2 separate regions of the Mus musculus genome follow, and region 2 is linked to region 1. A link is a contact called in ENCODE Hi-C or POLR2A ChIA-PET data. All regions are on one chromosome and are shown on one strand. The core of a region is the stretch at or near the end of the contact, and the rest is flanking DNA. Distances in the headings are between cores, read along the strand shown. Region 1 holds the start of Bcl6b (B cell CLL/lymphoma 6, member B). Region 2 holds the start of Pelp1 (proline, glutamic acid and leucine rich protein 1).

Region 1 (7,273 bases), core at 3,241-5,740:
CAAAAAGCTGAAAGGTTTCTTTCCATGTCTGGCCTGCTACAGGGCTTTCATCATCCAAAATACCAAAATTACCCAACCTTCGATATTCTCAGGGCTAAGCCCAGGAAAACTAAAGGATCCAGTTCTAGAACTGGAGAGAAACCAACAAGCAAACAAAGGGAGGGAAAGACAGGACAATTCCAGAAAGAAAAGTTAGAAAGGAAAAGGGGGGGGAAAAAACAAAACAAAACAATGTAAGACACTCAAGCCAAAGGAGAGAGCCAAGCACTAGGTATCTCTGCCAGCAGAGTGGTGCCCTCCCCTTCTGTGTTTCCAGTCTTTTTTGATCACACTTGTGGAAGAAGAAAGTCGGAAATGCAAACAGAATAAAGGCCCTGGTACCAACTACAGGCCTCAATAAATTATATTTACAGATAAACCATTTGAAATGGAGGGGGAAGTTCCCTTAAAGAGAGCAAGTCCCCCCCAACCCCCCAAGCCCCTAGCTACCCAATCTGGATTATGAGGAAGAGGTTTTGACCAGCAAAACAGAGGCAGATCTAGCCAGGATCTGCCACCTCCCGCTCTTCCCCAGTACAAAATTAAGGTGTCAGCAGTTTCTAATACCAGGGTAACCCGGCACACCCCCATATCAGGACCATCAGGGAAATCAAGCCTGAGCCTACAGCTTTCACTGCCCCTAGGGAGCGAAGTTTGGCTGGGGGTGGGGGGGAACTCAGCTATGGTCCCCCGAGGATGTGGTAGCGCACTTTAGTGTTGGTAGCTGCCCCGTGTTTCTGACGCAGATGCAGCCGCAGTTGACTCTTGTGCCGAAAATGCAGGCCGCAGGGGTCACACTGTGGGAGGACAGGTCTGTCAGGTCCCAACCTTTCCATAACCACCTTTCATTTAGGACTCGGGAACTGTCTAGCTCTCCGCTGACAATCAGCCTTTCTATGTCCTCTGGGGGCGCCCAGGAGATAGGCCTTGCCTTTCTTAACAAAAGCATCAACAACTGTTAGGTCCTTGGGACAACAGCACCTAGTCCAGGCACATAATTACCTCCACCCCTTCTCCCGGGTGCAAGCCTCTGATTCACTAGGGCTCTTTAGGCTGTCGCTTATTCCTAGCACTTCTGGCAAGACTCGTCCCTGCGTATACGAGGGATAATTCCATTATTAGGCTGTATAGGGTACCCACGTGGTATGGCTTCTCCCCGGTGTGGATGCGAACGTGGCTTTTGAGGGTCTGTAGATGGCGGAAGCGGGTTCCGCAGGTGGGACACGGATAGGGCTTCTCTCCGGTGTGGATGAGCACGTGTGCGCGTAGGTGTGCCACCTAAAGGGCAGAGCCTTGAGATCACCTTGGGGAGGGGCGGAACCCTCTTCGCTCCTCCCATTTGCCTTCCAGCCTTCTCCTTACCTGAACAAAACGCGAGCCGCAGGTCTCACACTTGTACGGTTTCTCTCCGGAATGGATGCGGCTGTGTGTTTTTAGGTTAGCAGGTCGGTTAAAACGTGCTCCGCAGATGGAGCAGCGGTAGGGCTTTTCCCCTGCAAGTTGGAAGACAGTCAGATCGCCCTACGGGAGCGGTGGTCAGGAAGACCAAGACCCCCTCCTACCTGTGTGCACCGTGCGGTGACTAGCCAAGTTGCCCTTATAACGGAAGGCAGATCGGCACAGCTGGCATTTATAGGGCTTGTCCTCGTCCCCTGGAGCTAAGAGCTCCAGCCCCGATGAGCACCCAGCCACAGCCTCACAGTTCTGGCAGCTGAAAAACTCACTTCCTAAGGGTAGGGAACAATGACAATCTTAGTTATTTACTGAGGACTCCCCCCAGGTACCCATAAATCTACAACAGTACACTAGTAGGGTCTGCTGGCCCTTTTAACCCCTAAATTATTGTGGAGGCTACTGGCGGTCACTTGGCTTGTTCGTGGCCAGTCAGTCAGTAAGATACGACTGATTTAGTAGCATGCTGCTAATTTCAATGGTGCTGACAGTGTGTGGAGTGGGTGGAGCTTTCTGTTTCTTTCCTTTCTTGCCTCCTTCTGGCTTGCCAGAGAGGCCCTGCCAAACTCTGGGCAGATCGTTCAGTCTTGGATTGGGTGGGCCAGAAATTCCCAAACTGTGCTGCTTTTTGGAAGTACATAGAGAGCTTAAAAATATTTATGATTGGTCCTCACCCTCAGACATTCTGACTGCTGGGGTGAACGTTACCCAGAGGGGGTCCAATGCAGTCAAGTTTGGGACTATTCAATAGGTCTATTCTGAGGTCTTTTTGGTCCAAATCGACCTGGATCAGCTACAGGAGAGAAGCCAGAAGAGAAAGCCTCTTACCTGGCGGTGGATTAGCCTGCTTAGAAGCTGGCAGAGAAGTCTCTTGAGCCCGGGGTGTGAAGAGGTAGGAGTTATTTGCTAGAGCTCCACACTTGAATCGTGCAGTGGTAGTAGCTAGAGATAGTCTAGGCAGAAGTTAAGAGCCATAGAAAAGGTTAGGGATTGGGGGTGGGGCACTGGCTCCCCCCGCCCTGCCCCTTTTCTGGAATATACAGACTTCAAGGCCTGTCTTCTGGAAGTGAGCCAATATTGATCATTAAGTCCCACCTTTGGCCTTTGGCCAACTCCCTAAGCTGGGTTAGTATCCCTGAAACCTGGTTCAGAGGGTGCCACAATGGCCTACTCAATGGCTCTGCCTCCTAGAGTGGACCAGACTCTAAAACTCTTGGGAGTTATAGATTCTATACCTGCTTTGGAGACCAGGCGTGGTTCCTTCTTCACTGCTGCTGCTGCTGCTACAGGCTTCATCTCCACTAGGGAGCCTGGCCTGGGGACAAGGTTGACCTGAACTCTCCCCAACCAGGCTTCCTGCTTGTGAGGTCTGAGAATTTAGCACAATAAATTTGTATTTTTTCCAGTTGCAGGCCTTGGGGTCTGGGCTGGCTGGACTTGGGGAACCTTGACTGCAGCTTCGAGACTCAGTAGGTGGGTCTGGGTGTCCTTCTGAGCGCCTGGGACTGCCTGGTGGAGCGACTGTTGGGGGTCTTGGGGGTTCTACCTCCACAGGTCGCAAGGAGATGCCTAGAGGTTCATAGCTAGAAAAAGTAGGATGATCATTAACACCGTCTCCTAGTCGTTGCCTTTGCCCTTATTCCCGGCACTAGTTCTGCTAGGGAGAATACAAATCCATGGTTCCTTTACCTGGCTTGGATGAAACGGTGACACGCCTGGACTACGTGTTCCATCTGCAAATAGGTGGCAGCTGCGAGGACAGCTGGGGCAGTGGCTGGAGAGAGGCGAAGCCTTGAAGTATACATGAAGTCCAGAAGAGGAGCAAAGCCTCTGGCTTCTGGCCCCCCCGGCAGAGAGAGTACATCCACCCCGAGTCCCGCTCGGCCCCGGAAAATTGAATAGAAGAAGCCACTGGAGAGAGGGCAGATGGGTTGGTCATGTTAGGAGCCGGGAGACCAAAGGAGAGTCTTGCCTCCCCACTAGCACTGCTGCCTCAATTTTTGGATGCTCTCCCAAGCTTCCCCCTCCCTTCTTCCTTCCTCCCCCCTTCTTACTCTCCAGTTCTGGGATTGCCGGTGTGGACCATTATTCCCAGCTTCCCTCATGCTTTGGATTACCTCTCAACAGCCATGTTACTCTGTTTTTTCCCCAGTTAGTCCCCAGGTGCCCTACCCCCTCGAACCTGCAAGCGATAAGAACTGCCTTGTGCGCTCTTAGGGGTTGCCCGCCAACCAGCAGCGTGACGTCAGTGAGGATCCCGCGCAGGCGCAGCTCATTCAGATTGCTAAGCACGTCGGAGGAGTGGCGGGTGAACTCTCGGACGTAGCCCAGAGCTCCCTCTGGGGCCGCTGTGGAACCCATAGCGACCTAAGCCTGCGACAGCCACCGAAAAAGTTAGAGGATCTAGGCATTACTAAAACAGATTCCTTTCTTCTCTGATGTTTTCTACCTGGGATACCCCTAGAGCCAACCAACGCCATCAGATAGCGGACTCAGCATCACCACTTAATTCCTCTCGTTCATTCTGCCCTAAACGGTTGCTTCCTTCCTTCCCTTTGCTGGATCGCGGAGATCTTGGAGCAAGTTAGAAACTCTCGTTCCACCGCTTGGAGGGCGAGCGTGAGGAATCCCGCACTCCCGCGCGCCGTGCGTTGGTTCGACTCTAGTTACCTCATCCACTACCTTCCTTTCCTCTGCTCCCCGGGCGCCTGGGTCACAGGTACCAGACTTTACCTGGGGGACCAAATATGATCTGCAGCCCACACCCATCTACGCGACTCCTATCGCTAGACCCAATACTTTCCATCTCTTCTTAGCACAGTTCCTGGGGTTCAGGTCTTATTACTATCAACTAACCCCAAGCCCTCTTTGGAGACTCAGAAATCTGATACCCTCAGGGTTTGGTTCTTACCCCTGTCCCGCAGGGGCTGCGGCTTCTCTTCTCGAGGGGGGCGGGGTCTCTCTCCTCTTTCGGTCTCTGCTCCTTTATTCAGCCGGGATGGCGGGGGCGGGGGTGGAGGTGGGGTGAACCCGTGAGTCTGTATCCTTCCTTCCTCTGAGGCTCTCCAGATGGTGAGCCCGGGGCGGGGTCTCCGTTTCAAACTGTATCTCAGAATCTCGGGGTGGTCGTATCGTGGATGGCTTTGGTTCATTAAATAAGCACCCGAGGATGAGGATATTAGAATTGGGGAGGTTAGTGGTGCGGAGGGTGGTAATATGGGAGGCTTATGTCGTCGAAGGAGCTGGGACAGCGAGTATTGGAGTGTTGGGTTTTGGAGGCGTGTGCCAACAGCCAGTTGAGGGAGAAAGGAAATATCCTAAAACTCCTCTTTCTAATGTATTGGACTCAGGAAGAAAATAGACAGTCCAAGTGGTATCGGGTTTGGGGAGGCATTAGTGGACTCCAGTGGATCTCAGATAGTGGGAGAAGGAGGAGTGATTGACAGGCAAGGTCCAGAAAAGGGGGAGGTGGAGCTCTGACCAGGCGGGGTAAGGAGAGGGCGGATATGATTTCTAGTTCGTTTCCTTCCATTGTCCTGAGACCGGACGGCTCCTGCAGCTGCTTCCCCTCGAGGAGGTGGGGAAAACCCCGGGTGGGGACCGAGAGACGCTCGGGAGACCTAGGCGTCCGGCCTCCTACTCTCGACTCTCTTCTCAACCCTTATAGGGATCCAGAGATACAGACTCCCGCCTAAAGCCCTGACGCTCTCCATCAGTCCTAGCTTACTAGGGCTTCGAGCACCCGCCCGTCGGCTGCGCTTAGAGTCTGGCGGGACGCCGGGGTCCAGCGCGGCAAGTAGGCAAAGCTCGGCAATGTCTGCATCCTTCCACGAGAGGGCGGTCGAGCACCAGCCTCGCTTCGCCCCTAGGTCTCCTGGCTGGTGATGTGCTCAGACCAGTGAGCTGGATGCATTCGGTCCAGGCTACAGGAAACTTTCAGCTGCCTTCTCTTTCTGATAGTTTCCTCTGCACCTCTGTCTCTTTGTGGGGCAGTAGATCGAAGACAGAAGAGTTAGGGTCTCCGCAGGAAATTCAGGCTAGAACTCTTATGGAAGGCTTTGGAATGAACATAGTGGTTAGGATGAGATGGGGTCTTGAGCCTGGGAACACAGTTGTTTTGTTTTCTAATTTGATAGACCCTTCTACCCAGATGTTTGTAGACAGGAATTTTCAATGAACATTAATATGAGCATTGGTCGGAGTAAACAGAGAGGACAGAGGAGAAAGGGCAGGAGGAACCTGGTAGCTAAGTACTTCATTCAGAAGCTAGGCAGGGACCACACCCTTAGATTTTGTTTGGGGAGCCTTGGGATAGAAGGACAAGTTTCCTTTGAAGAAGAGGGGCAGAGCTGAACCCAGGTACAAAGCAGGAGCTCTTTGAGTTTGGGGTTTGGAGCATAGCAGTTGTGCAAGAATGGACCAGCATATCTAGGCCTGAGGCCTCTCCCTTCTGTTCTTGGGGGTGGAGTACATTTTGTTTGTTTTATTGGTTTTGATTTTTTTTTTTTTTAAGCAAACGTAGCAAACAAAACTGCAAACCAACTGGGGGTTGGGGATAGCTAGGGACCCTGGATGACGATGTGGCTTTACTTTGTGAAGATTATTTGGTCTCTATCCAATTTTCATCTCCAAATTTGAGGTGAAAACATTAAGGGCTTTGATGTCAGGACAGAGTTAGCTATTCTGAGTTTTGGGGTGTCACTTGCCATAGAAGTTATTGTAGTCAATAAGGCCTGTTTTTAGTCTCGACAGCTGATAGCAAATTGGAGGTGCGGGGCTGGTTTTAAAGATGTCTTAGTTCGGGGGTTTGGAGGGATTTGATGCTCCCATGTGAGACTGTCCATCTCTAATTTCTGGTCTACTGGGGGAGCATGAGTACGCAACTAATTTGGGGGACATAGTCTCTTTCCAAGTGCTGTTTCAAGGTTTGGATGAGATTGTTTGGGGACATAAAGGTCAACTTGGGGCTTTTTAGAGAGCCCAGTTACATTGAGTTGGTGGCAGAGCCAGAAGCTAGGAGAGGATCTGAAGGCTTTCTGTAGCTGAGAGCTTGATTGATGGGGGGGCAAAGTTTTGTATTTGAATCTTGTGGAAACTCATTTTGAGGGTTGGATATTCCTGTGAACATGTTTATGTGTGAAACTCCTCCACAGGAGAGAATTGAGAAGCCCCCCCAGGGTAGAAGGATAGTTTGGGGGGTATCCAGTTTCTGGGTGTTTTGCCACTGGCCACATTTGGTGAAGCTGAGAGGTGGGTCATAAATTGAAATTGATTTGGAGGTTCACCTATTCTAAAGCACACTTCTGACTTAGGTTATCTTTTGCTGATAGTCCCCTGGCACCCCAGATTGTAAAAAAAATTAGTGAACCCCCAAATAAGGCCAGAATTTGAAGGGTGAAGCCTGGAAAAAGCAGTGTGGTCCATCATAGACTCACTGGAATATGACCTGTTGTGCTAAGGGGGGAAAGGTGGCTTCATACTCTGAACCCCGATTTCTTATGGAAGAAAAAATCCGTTTGGAGGAGATGGGGTGTCTCTTGTTAAAGTGGGTACTTTCTGACTAACAGTGCTGCTGAAACTGGCAAGGAAAGGCTGTGATGGTCTACAAGGGGGGGGTGAATCTTGCACCCTGATATTTTAAGATAAGAGCCCCAAAGAGAAAGCAGACAGAGGATTGGGAATGAGGGTGAACTGAGAGGCGGGGGAGGGGTTTCCAACGGCAGCAGGGGCTAGAGGGTAAGCCAGGCCAGATATTCCCGCCTAGGTCCCTGCTCTCTTCGGC
Region 2 (7,273 bases), core at 3,570-6,069, 180 kb after region 1:
ATTAGACTTAAGAGTCATCCAAGTGGACTCCAAGCCCCTCTGAGTTTAGTACACAGCTTGCCAATGTGCTCAGAAAGTGCTTATGCAATAGCTAAGCACAGAAAGCACAGCAGATATTCGAGAGAGACTAAAACTTGAAAAGATTAACAAAGCAATACACACACACACACCCTTACAGAAGGAACTTCAGAGCTGTCACTCCTTGGGTAAGGAAGCCAGGTGAAGCTGAGAGTGAAAGGGCAAACGAAGTAAAGTAAGCTAACAGGTAAAACTATAAGATCTCTATTGGAAGCTTAACCTCCTCTGTCCACAAAGCAGAAAACTGTGTTCAACCATTCTGCCCCGGAGCTCGTGTCCACGCTAAATGTCCATGCCTGACCCACACTAGGCAGGACAGAGGACAGCAAAGCCTTACCTGCAGCACCTGCTGGATGCTCCGAAGCCAAGAAACACAATGTTGCTGGAATAACTCTGTGGGGCTCTCCCCTATCAACAAGGACAGCAGACACAGGCCTTCAAACCTGACAAGCAAGAAGAGGGTGACGAGGATGTGGGCTAGACTTCAGAAGCCTCCTGACTGTCCTTTTACTTTCCTTGTATTTTTATTGTTGTTCATAAGACTCCATCCCCAGATTTCCTATTTTTTTCTACCTCACAAGACATGGAAGACTCAGAGAGAGGTAGAGTAGCAAGCAAAGAAGGAGGCAGGGCCAATCTCATGTAGGAACAGGAGACCTAGGAGATGGAAATGCTGAGCTCACAAAAAGAAAACTCCCTGCAGCTCCTGGAATGGAAAAAAATCTCTTGAATCCATGGAGTGGGGACAAAGGATAGGCAAATACACGCTCAACCCACCCCACACACACACTGCCCCTGGCTGTCCTGGAACTCACTCTGTAGACCAGGTTGGCCTTGAATTCAGAAATCCACCTGCCTCTGCCTCCCAAGTGCTAGGATTAAAGGCGTGCATCACCACTGCCCGACTCAACCCACTTTCTAAAGGCACATCGCCCTGAAGAAAGGGGATTAAAGAATAATGACTTACCGAGTTTTGATGGAGCCAAGATGTGCATTACTGAGATTCACCAATGCCCCAAGAGCTGAAAGATTCTAGATGTGGAAGGGAAAAACCAGGAGCGAATGAGGCAAAGGTCACTAAAGATGCACAAGAAATTCACCAATCCCTCATTGCCCCCCCCAACCCCCACGCCCGAGAAGATTTTCTCAAGGCGCACCTTCTCAGTACAAAAAGGCCATCAGCTGTCTGTCTGTCAGTCTGTTTTCTCAAATTCTATCTTGCTGGCCTCCTCCCTCATGCCCCACAGGTGTAAGGGGGAGGGGGACTTCAGGGCTAACAAGAGGACACCCCAACTCATCTACTAGATTTCAACAATAAAGCTTGCTCACCTCAGCAGACCTTCCTTAGCATAAAGACTTCCAGGAATACCGGCTGAATGAACACAGATCATTCATAACCCTTCTTTAGTCACTTAGAAGAAACAAGTCTCTTCCTCCTGGTTCTGCCTTCCGTAGAGGCAAGAACACACCAACACAGACTCAACCTATCCTCCTTCCAAGCCCTCCCTCACACAGAAGCAAGTTCCTTCGTCAGCCCCTTTACACATAACCCAAGCACCAGACTCCACTCAGGAGACCTACATCTCCAAAGGCCACAAATCATCCCTCCTTTCTAATCCCACATCAGTACCGCTCAGATAAAGGAAGGCACAACTGAATAAAACAAGAGTCCACAACCAGTGGCATGGGTCAGCACATAAAGACACATGCCACCAAGCCTGACAACCTGCACGTGATTCCTAGAACCCACATCCTAGGATAATCGACTCCCAAAGGTGTCCTCTGACCTCCACTTGTGCACGAAGGCATGCATACACCTGTACGTATACAAAATAAATGTGACTTCTAAATTTAAAAAAAAAAAAAAAAAGCCTGCTTGTGGTGCCGCATGCCTTTAATCTCAGTATCCAGAAGCAAAGACAGGAAGATCTCTATGAGTTCGAGGCCAGCCTGGTCCACAAAGCAAGTCCCAGATAACCAGGGCTCTGTTAACACAAAGAAACCCTGTCTTGAAAAACCAAAACAGAAGAAAAGAAAGAAAGTCCTTAGTCAGGTGGCAGAGAGTGTCCATCCATCTGTCCAGTACACATGTAGAGAGTGTCCATCCATCTGTCCAGTACACATGTAGTCGGCTACTCCAGGAGAAGCATTGCTTTAGGTGCTGGCAGCCTACCTCCCAGACGGAGGAAAGTGGACACAAACAATCCATACGGTCAACACGGGCTGAGCATCCATAGCTAGACAACCCAAATGCTCCTAAACCAAGACACGAGTGAGTTCTAGGGACCAGACTCAAGTGGGAACCCCACACCTGACTCACCTGACTGGACATTAAAACACAGGTGAAGTCAGGTGCTGGTAATAGCACAAGCCTTTAATTCTAGCATTTGGGAGGCAGAGGCAGGGGCCAGCCTGATCTACACAGCAAGTTCCAGGACAGCCAGGGCTGCACAGATAATCCCAGCCAGGAATACATAAACAAAGGCTAGAACACTTGTTGCTCTTGCAAAGGACACAGGTTCAATTGCCAGCTCCCAGGTAGTGGTTCAAACTTATCTGCAACTCCAGTTCCAGTGGATCTGATGCCCTTCTGACCTCCATGGGCACCAAGTATACAAACACACACGTTTGTGCGTGTACTACATTCAGGCAAAATATACATAAAATGAATAAACCTAAAAAAATAGAAATAGAAACAAAAAAACCCCACAGGTTCACATTTATTCAGCATTTGCCAGGGGAAACAAAAAGACCCACTCAGCTCCTTAGTGATACAGCTTTTCCACGATCTCTACACACAAAGGATAATAAAACGCACGTTCAACGGCCAGAGTGGTCAACAGCTACTCCCCCATAATGCATCACATAAATCTAAGTGCATTATTCACTAGGAATTGCTTTTTTCCCCTTTTCTCTGCTTTGCGGCATAAATGTATGTCAGAGAGAAAGAGACAGAGAGACAGAGAGGCCGCAGACACCTCTAAGGTAACACCAGGAAGAAAGCAGCACAAGTGGCTGCCCAAAGCCCAGGTGATAGCCACAGTAGATCACAGCAGTCGTGAAGAGGACATAACATTATAGAAACGTGCCAACTGCCTATTGGGGAACACGTGTGCACATGTGTGCAGGGCTTACTGAAGTAAAAGTGCATCACAACAAAAACTCAGGTCACTGAAAAAAAATCAGAGAGATTTCTAAAACACACAAAACAAACAAAAGACCATTAGGAGGGCAGATTTAACTGTAGTATTCCCAACTGTCTGAGGAGTACAATGAATATAAGCCACCCAATCCTGCCTTCCAGAGCCCATCCGAAAGCCAGCCATAGTAGTATAAGCATCTATAATCGCAGCGTCCCCTACTGAGAAACACAAGGTAAAACCAAAGAGCATCAACATAAACACTCGGGCTAGACAGTCCACCACTGGCAAGAGACCTTGTCTTGACACAGGAACCTTAGGACCTAAACGTTCCTATGACTTTGATGTGTGCACCGTTGCTACCCTTGGCCCATAACCACTAACATAAACACACATACAGCTGAACAAGATGGCGGATGCCCAGCCACAGGCAGCTGGATCTCGGGGAGTTCTAGGCCAGCCTGGTCTACATAGTTCCAGACCAGCCAGAGCCACATAGTGAGACTTTGCCTCCATAAGAAAAAAAAAAAAAAAAAAAAAAAGGCAGAACTTCACAGACTGCTTATGGAAGTGTGTAAGAAACCACATATCGAGGATGGCACTTGGGTTTCTAGCTTGTAGGAACTGAACGCATGTGAATATTTTGTGCACAGGCTCCTAACCAGGTAGACAACATATTGTCTACCGCCTACCTCACCAGCCTCAACTCTACCCACTCTCTTTAACCACCTAAACCCCGAACCCAAACATTGCCCTCATTTTCCAACCCGTCCTACACGAGTGTTCCTCTAACGTTTCAACTACCCCTTCTAATTTTCTTTCACTACCTAACCCCTGTTCATCTTAAACTCCAGGTCTTTTGGAGAAATCTCTAAATACTCTCTCTACACCGGTTTAGGAAACTCATACCAGATTTAGTTTCGTGTTATGGCATTTTGCTCATCGCCACTATGACTGGAATTGGAGCGCCGAGTAGGAAGGGGTAGGCCCTTGGCTGAGAGCTAGTAAATGTTTGTGTTCAATTACCCTGGGAAAACGCCGCCAAAAGAAGTTTCGCTGAGGACTGAACTAGTCAGGGGACCTGGGATGGAACCGAGCCCCTTCATTGCTTTGTGCTTATCAATGACCTAACAGAAAAGGGGCCTAATACTGCTCTGGGGAACGCGCAGGTAATGAAGTCTGTGGATCGCGTCCTCAATGGTTAAGTGGCTCTATTCTCCACTCTCGGCTCTCCTCGAGCTCACAGCTCCAGTGTCAGCTTCAGGAAGGCGGGACCACGGTGCCCAGCCGCCTCACCAGCCTTTCCACGGTGACCGCGGGAGCCACAGACTTACCTGCGCCCCACCTGCCGTCCCATGCAGCCTCAATAAGCACATGAGCCCGGGCAAATGCGGGGCCCACTGGATTGGGGGATGCACAGGGGCCACGGGGGACGCCGTTCGCGGCTGTAACAACCCGGAAATGCTCTCTAACAGCAGCAGACGCAGACGCGGGCCGGATCCCACCGCAGAGAGACCCCCGGGCCCGCCAGGAGCCCCAGCTGGGGAGCCCGCAGAGGCCCCACTAAGAACGGCCGCCGCCATCTTCACAGGCTCGAGCAATGGCGTGGCGTGATGACGCAAACATAAGTGCGACGCACGCCGCTCGGGGAGGGGTCTTGAGGAGGGGGCTGCGGCCTGCTGGGCTGGATGAATGAGGGCTGGCGCCCTGCGGCAGGAGGGGGCATGCGCAATGTGGGCGAGCGCCAGCGTTGGGGCGGCTTGCAAACTGCTAACCCGGGCTGAGCGCTGTAGGGCGGGGCGGAGGCGTTGCTGCGCAGGCCGGACACGTGGTCTGCAGGAAAGGCGCGGGAGTCTGAAAGATCTCAGTCCAGCGTGGCTTCTGGTCACCTTCTCCCTGGGCTTAGTAATCCTATCTAAGGAGCCAACCCCAAGTCTGAAATCTGGAACGTTCTAAACTGCTTTTCCAACAATGGAAAAACAAGCTCAAACAGTGCACATGCCACAAAGTAGCAGAGGTGTCACTCTGTCCCCAAGACACACCCACAGTCATTTGTGTATTTACATTACTATACACAGTTGTTTTGTTTTTTGAGACAGGGCCCTGGCTGTTCTGGAAATCACTTTGTAGACCAGGCTGACCTCCAACTCAGAAATCCACCTGCCTCTGCCTCCCTAGTGCTGGGATTAAAGGCGTGCGCCACCACGCCCGGCTAACCTATCACTTTCAAAGGCCTCAGCATTGCCTTATTTCCTCCCTCTGCAGTCTGTACACCACACAAAAGCCGAATTGGGCTTTTCTGATATAAGCCAGTTCTTTGTTTTGTTGTTTTTGCTTTTTAACAGGCTGGCCTCAGACATGATGTGGCAATATTCCTGCCTCAGGCTCACAAGTTCAAATGCTGACATTACAGATTGGAGCCAAGAAAGCTTGTCCTTCCCAGTTTAGAGTCCTTCTGTAGCTTCTAGAGATAAGAATATTAACTGGGTGGTGGTGGCACACGCCTTTAATCCCAGCATATTGGGAGGCAGACGCAGGCAGATTTCTGAGTTCAAGGCCAGCCTGGTCTACAAAGTGAGCTCCAGGACAGCCAGGGCTACACAGAGAAACCCTGTCTCAAAAAAACAAACAAAAAAAGATAAGAATATTTCCCTACACAGACTAGAATCTATACCACCTGACCTCAGGCTGTACAAGCACTTCTTTCTTCCTCTGGTCTTTTGTTGTTTTGTTTTAGGGGTGGAGAGATGTTTGAGGTTTTGTTTTGTTTTGTTTCTTCTCCTAGTCTTGGACTAAACTAGCCTTCTTTCTATCCTCCAGCAACATCAATTCCAAGGCCTTTGCACAGACTTCCAATTTTGCCGACAGGCTTGTTGCCATTCTTAGAAAAGTTTTTCTTCCAATCTCTATCACACACACACACACACACACACACACACACACACATACACATACACACACTTTTAAAGTCAAGGTAACCTCCCCTTGAAGGTAACTTCCTATGAAATTAAGGATGGGGTCTGGGGATATGGCTCAGTGGTTAAGAGCACTGACTGCACTTCCAAAGGTCCTGAGTTCAAGTCCCAGCAACCATATGGTGGCTCACAACCATCTGTAATGAGATCTGACTCCCTCTTCTAGAGTGTCTGAAGATAGCTACAGTGTACTTACATATAATAAATAAACAAATAAATAAATAAATAAATAAATAAAAATTAAGGATGGCATCAAATTTCTGACTCTCCTAGCTCTCCCTCCCAAGCACTGGGATCCCAGGCCTGTGCCACCACACCCAGTTCCCTCTGTGCTAGGGCTGGAACCCAGGGCCTTATGCATGCTCCGTAGGCATTTGACCAAGTGAGCTAAATCCTGGTCCTTATTTTTGACTTTTTCTTCCATTTCAATTGTGTGTGTGTGTGTGTGTGTGTGTGTGTGTGAGAGAGAGAGAGAGACAGAGACAGAGACAGAGACAGACAGAGAGAGACAGAGACAGAGGCATGGAGAAAGGAGATTTTATTTTGGAGGTACTTTGAGACAAGGTCTCTCTATGTAGGCCAGGCTGACCTCAAGCTTGCAGCAAATGATGAACCAGCCTGACTCCATCTTAAGATTGAAAGCCATCTTATTACAAGGTCAAACTAAGCTCATCCTGTCTTCTATGAGACTTGGGTTTGACCATGCCGTGACCTATTTTCTGAAATTTGACATGTTCCACACCCTATACCCTAATCTCCACCCTGATGAGATGTTCTGCCAAATAATTTTGAAATGGTCTGGCAAGTTCCTACATAACCAAAAACTCTTGGAAAAATCTCCTATCCTTGCAGTTTGTGGGGCTAATATGAGCTTGCTTAACTCAACTAAAAGAATTTGGGTAATGATCTTTGTTCTCGTTTACTGGGATTAACACAATCTCCCTGCTTCTGCTTGTTGGGTACTGGTATTAAAAGATTCATCACCACCACCACCACACCCAGCTCTCCGCCTGCTCCAACACCTCAGACAGCATCTCACTATGAATCCTGCTTTAGACTCTCTCACCAGCGTGCTCTTTC

The links. Hi-C counts contacts between places; a loop is a spot of excess contacts on that map. ChIA-PET counts read pairs that join two places held with the same protein, here RNA polymerase II (POLR2A).
Region 2: a loop to region 1 is called in a map of left cerebral cortex, with 2.6 times the contacts of the local background. The contact joins the promoter of Pelp1 here to the promoter of Bcl6b in region 1. A Hi-C loop is called at or near these places in 1 of 37 maps with a recorded cell type or tissue (left cerebral cortex). POLR2A ChIA-PET finds 5 or more read pairs at or near these places in 2 of 5 experiments (Patski and embryonic stem cell).

What each region holds. Positions count from the first base shown.
Region 1 is chr11:70,225,308-70,232,580 of GRCm38, forward strand. It overlaps Bcl6b (B cell CLL/lymphoma 6, member B), which reads right to left and starts at 4,491. Exons shown (of 9, transcript NM_007528.3): 1 at 4,403-4,491; 2 at 3,674-3,864; 3 at 3,181-3,402; 4 at 2,727-3,074; 5 at 2,320-2,444; 6 at 1,602-1,766; 7 at 1,402-1,532; 8 at 1,180-1,317; 9 at 1-836. The coding sequence starts at 3,852. The coding sequence ends at 720.
Region 2 is chr11:70,405,212-70,412,484 of GRCm38, forward strand. Pelp1 (proline, glutamic acid and leucine rich protein 1) reads right to left here and starts at 4,820. Exons shown (of 17, transcript NM_029231.4): 1 at 4,553-4,820; 2 at 1,046-1,110; 3 at 416-521. The coding sequence starts at 4,801.